Regions from separate parts of the Homo sapiens genome. Here region 2 is linked to region 1. Evidence: chromatin loops called from intact Hi-C (ENCODE). Cell type or tissue: dorsolateral prefrontal cortex. All regions are shown on one strand. Region 1 overlaps ARAP1 (ArfGAP with RhoGAP domain, ankyrin repeat and PH domain 1). Region 2 overlaps PDE2A (phosphodiesterase 2A).

Region 1 (2,500 bases):
AGACTTGCTCCTCCACCTGGATCCCCACCTCCAGCAGCCCACAGCCACCACCTGGGCTACGTCAGCTCCCAAGAGGACAGAATCCCCAGCATCTGGCACACAGTGGCCAGAATGAGTGGCCTCGATTGAGCAGATGAATGAACCTTGGGCTCAACCCTCTCGCATTTCATCTTCCTCATCCAGTCAGTCAGAGAGTTTTCCACCATAGATCCTGAACAGCCCTCAAATGCTCACGGCTTCCCCAGGCCAGGCTTCCTCCTCCTCCCTCTCCTGGATCCTATGGCAGCCTCCTCACTGGTCTCCAGTCTTGCCCCTCTAACTCAGCTTTCACCCACCAGCCAGAGTCTGACCCACAAATCTGACCATGTCCCCGCCTCCCATCGCCCTCCAGACAAAAACCAGCTCCTCCCTCTGCATGCAAAGCCCTGCCTGGCCCCTGCCAACTCCTCTTGCCTGGCCTTCCCTATTCTTCTGACATGAGAGGAACACCAGACCCCAACAAGCCTGGGCTCAAATCTGGGCTCACTTACTTGCCAGGTGACCCTGAACAAGCCATTTCCTCTCCCTGTGCCTCCGTGTCCCCACCCGTGATGGGAGAAGTTGAACCCCTGCCTGGCAATGTAAGGACTCAAAGCTAATCACAGGTGTGCAGGAGAAGCCTCATCAACAGCAGCTCTCTGAGTGCTGTCTCCGCTCCAGGCCCTCCTCCAGATAGGATACCTGCCATCCCAACTGGCCAACCCCGCCATGCCTCTGCCTGGTGCCCCGACCCCCATGCACACACCTGCACAGCGCTTGCAGATAACAACACAGAGGTTGATGGAGGCCCAGTCAGGCTGAGGAGCCCCGCAGTCAGCACAGAACCTGTTGGGGGCTGCAGCCCAGATGCGCTCGGCCACCTCCGAGGTAGACAGGGCCTCAGCGATGGCTCCCTGCATGGCCTCCAACCACTGCTCCTTCTCTAGCTCTGAGTCAGCAGAGAAGCTGGGGACATAGGGGTGGGGAGATTAGTGGGGATGGACTCAGAGGGATTTGGGGGCAGCATGAGGATGCACAGAATGAAGTGGGGGACAAGGTGTTGGGAGCGCTTAGGCAAAAGAGTGAGGCATCCCACTCTGGTAGGGAAGGTAGGTGTGGACAAAGGCAAGGACAACAGGAACACAAGAGCGTATGGGGGCAGGGGAGCCCAGTGGGGGGCTCTGCCCAGCCCGCAGAATGAAGGCTGCTGGGAAGAAAATGATGCCTGAGCTAAGATTCGACAGATCAGAAGGGCTGAGCCAGGTGAAGAGGTGAAAGGACAGTCTAGACAGAGGGAACAGCATGTGCAAAGGGGCAGGATTGCACAGGGGGCATTCCAGGAGACAGAAGGGCAGACTGGCAGAGAAAAGGGTGGGAGATGGACAGGGACAGGCCTGCATCAGGAAGAGGAAGTCAAAGTGTACCCTGAGGACAATGGAGAACCCACAGAGGGTTTAAGTAGGAAGGAGGGGAGGGTACAGAGATGTCTTTAAAAGACTCCTCCGCCATCCCTATCCTCATTCCTGTCCCAGCCCCAAATGTGACATGCTCCATAACCCCACTCCACAAAGAACTCCACTGGCCCAACATACCGAGACACCTGTGGCCGCTATAGCATGCCCTGCTCTTCAGGGTGGGAGGCCCTGGTTGAACAATAAATGATGACTGTCCCTGAAAAAATTTAGTTTTAAAAAGACCCCTCTGGCTCTTTCCCTGCCACCACCGAGTCACACATGTGACCATGAGTCTACTCCACCCATGACCCATTGCCACAACCAAGGAAGGCATCGCTGCTGGAGGTGTGATGGCCATTAATGCCACTTTATGGAGGTGCTGGAGACCTCCTCCTCCACAACCTAGCACGTGGAATTCGCAAAACTGCCAAAGGTGGAGCCAAGCACCAAGCTCACCTTCCTGTGCTTGCACCCAAATGCAACGAGCCACTCATGCCAGCTGGGGGAGGCCCTTTGTGTAGAACACTAAGTCTACCTCTTTAGGGTTGATGACAACAAGAAACCCAGGAACGGACAGGCCTCTCAGACTGACAATCAGAGAACGCCCGTCAGGCGGGGCTGCAGCTGTGTGGTAGTTAAGGACTATGGCAAAGAATCTCAGGGCAAGGATGTCATCAAAGAGAACTTCAAATGCAAGAAATGAGCAAATAAAAACTTAGCTCTCAAATATAAGGCTCCCGCAGAAGTCAAAGCAGTTGGAGTAAAGAGGCTGGACAGGCACGGGCGGCCCAAGAGTGAGGAGGCAGGCGCTGGGGCCAAAGGCCCACCAGGCCTGGGCTAGAAGGGTGACAGCAGAGGGATGGGGCCAGATGGGGTAAAAAGGAATGGCACAGGCCAGGTGTGGTGGCTCACCCCTGTAATCCCGGCACTTTGGGAGGCCGAGGTGGGTGGATCACCTGAGGTCAGGAGTTCGAGACCAGCCTGACCAACACGGCAAAACCCTGTCTCTACTAAATATACAAAAATTA
Region 2 (2,500 bases), 50 kb before region 1:
CCTCGGGACCTCAGTTTCTTCATCAGGACAATGGGGCTAAAGGTTTATTCTGCCTGGATAAGTTCCAGCACAGCAGGCCCAATATCAGGCCCCAGGGCCAGAAGGAGCCCTGAGGAGAATGTGAGGGGCTCGGGGGGGCCCTTGCCTCCTGTAGGTGCCTAACTCAGCCAAAGGCTCCTGAGAGACGGAGGAAGGAGATGGAGCACAGAGTCTGGGCTGGGTCTCCAAAGACCCAAGTTTGAATCCATCTCTGACCCTAATGCCTTGCTGGCCCTGGCAAGCCCCTGACTTCCCAGATCCTTCCCTGGATGCTCACCTCCACCCCACTCCCACCCCCAAACAGGCCAGACACGAGCAGAAAGGACTATCGGCATAGCCCTTGCTGATGCAAATTTCATTCAAACTGAGGGCAAAGTCACCCATGGGCTCTCCTCGCCTTTCTCGGAGGTAGTGATTACCTGGGAAAATCCTGGCCAGCAAGTCTGGGGCAAGAGGTCCCAGCTAGAGTCCAGCAGGACCCAAGCAGAGCCTGTACTCTCAGTCTGTCTCTAGTGACTTAAGCTTGAGCAAGTCACTTTCCCACCCTGGGCCTGTTTCCCCATCTCTAAAATGAACCCTCCCATTTAAAAATCAAAGAAGCAACAACAAAAATCTTCAGGGCTCCTCTTCCCCCAGGGACAAACTTCAAACTCCTCACTGCATCCACTCTCTCCCAGTCCTTCTCGAGCCTCGATTCCTCCCACGTTCTCTGCTCCGCATCTCACACTTAGGCCACTCTGAACATCTGTCGCTCCCCCATCCCACGCTGCTTCATCTCTGACCCTGCCTCTCTACTGAAAACCTCCTCCCCACTCATCAGGGTCAGCAGCCACTTGCACAGCCCCTGGCCCAGCTGGGTCAGGCCCTCTCACCAAGCCATCAGTGGTCCCCACACACCTTCCCTGAGGCCTAGACCAGAAGGTGGCTGTCCCCCACCTCACTCAGCTCCCCGGGGTGAGGGCTGAGCCTGGCTTTATTCCCAGAGGAGGGGAAAAGGGTTGGCAGCCCAGGGCCTCAAACAGGAACAAGGCTCAGAAGAAGTGGGAGGAGGGGAAAGAGGAGGGATGGAGGAATGAAAAGAAAGGGGGAAGGAAGGAGAGAAACAACTGTCCCCAAGGTCCCTCTGGATGGAACAATCTGAATGAACTCCAGTCCATGCCAGATGCAGCCCCATGCCCCGGCCCCTGCCCCTCCCACTCCTCCATCTCCCTCAGGCCCCAGCCCCGCTCACACACGCCAGTACAAAGGCCCAGAGCCAAAGGGGTCTCTGGCCTCTGCGGCTGAGCCCTGACTGGAGGCTAAGAGTGCCATGTGGTTGTCATAGCGATGCTGGATGCTGTCATCACTAATTCATCACCTGAACCCTGGAAGGCCTATGAGGTGTGAGGAGAGCTGGTCAGAGCTGATCAGAGCAGCCACTGGACATAGGCGTCTTAGGATCTTGGATCTGGGGGAGGAGCAGGGATTGAACTCCATCACCCCAATCCAGCTGTGCCCTTCCCTCAGCCTCCCAACACCCTGGTAAAACAAGCACAGACCTGCCCCCATCTGTTATGTGCACCTACTGTGTGTCCAGCTTGGTCCAACTGCAGAGGCAGCCTCAGTGAAGGCCATGATGGGAGCCTCCCACCCAGCCTCTGTGAGCAGGGCAGGGCATGTCCCTCCTGATGTCACAGGAGCTGAGGAGGGGTGGAGGGAAGAGGGAGGGAGTTCATATGTTGTGCCTTCTCCTGGCAGGCATGTACCAGGCATCTTTAAAATGTAACTCATTTAATCCTCCCAGAAAACCTGCAGGGTCAGAATCATTACTCCATTTTACGGATGCCGGATGTCTTCTCAGCTAATCCTCCCATCCAATCCTCTGGGAAGCCTTTCAGGATGCCCCACCCCGACTTATCGCTGCCTTCTCTGAACTGCCAGCAATGGTGGGTGAGGGTTCTGGTCTCCCCCATCAGATTGGGCTGGGAGCTCCTCCTCCTCCCACCCCAGGTTATGGAGGAAACAAGGGCAGATCTTCCCACCTAGCTACCCTCCTGGCAGCCAGAAGACCACCCTCATCCAAGCAGGCTGGAGCTGTGGTTCTGATCCCTCCCAGGACTTTCCCTGGAAGTCACCACCTCCTCAGCCTGGAGGAGAAATGCCAGACTCCCACCTGTGAGGCACCCCTGCAACCTCCCCACCTGCCCCCCCACACACCCTAGATTTTTTCTGTTTTAAATTTTTTTGAAGTAGAGATGGGATCTCGCTAAGTTACCCAGGCTGGTCTTGAACTCCTGGCCTCAAGTGATCCTCCCGCCTCAGCTTCCCAAAGTGCTGGGGATTACAGGCATGAGACACCACACCCAGCCCACACTGCCTATTTTCTTCACTCACAACCTCAGGAAAATGAACTTTTTTTTGGAGCAGGAGAATGGGAACAAAATTAACACGCAGTCACACAACAAAGCATTTACTGAACACC

The links. A loop is a pair of places that touch in the nucleus more often than their neighbours do. Peaks named below come from ENCODE experiments on the same cell type or tissue, not always from the same donor. Only the 100,000 strongest peaks of a DNase experiment are listed, where the experiment ranks them.
Region 2: a loop joins it to region 1, with 5 times the contacts of the local background. A loop is called at or near these places in 1 of 110 quality-filtered maps.

What each region holds. Positions count from the first base shown.
Region 1 is chr11:72,706,391-72,708,890 of GRCh38, forward strand. ARAP1 (ArfGAP with RhoGAP domain, ankyrin repeat and PH domain 1) reads right to left here. Exons shown (of 35, transcript NM_001040118.3): 12 at 785-984. It also overlaps the pseudogene RPS12P20. Among named protein-coding and RNA genes, the nearest start is that of ARAP1-AS2, 7.2 kb to the left of the region's middle. RefSeq lists an enhancer at 1-161. In dorsolateral prefrontal cortex, no CTCF peak of the experiment used is centred here; no DNase peak of the experiment used is centred here.
Region 2 is chr11:72,656,247-72,658,746 of GRCh38, forward strand. The region is part of intron 1 of PDE2A (phosphodiesterase 2A); the gene reads right to left. Among named protein-coding and RNA genes, the nearest start is that of PDE2A-AS1, 3.3 kb to the right of the region's middle. RefSeq lists an enhancer at 411-912. In dorsolateral prefrontal cortex, no CTCF peak of the experiment used is centred here; no DNase peak of the experiment used is centred here; H3K27ac peaks cover 612 bases.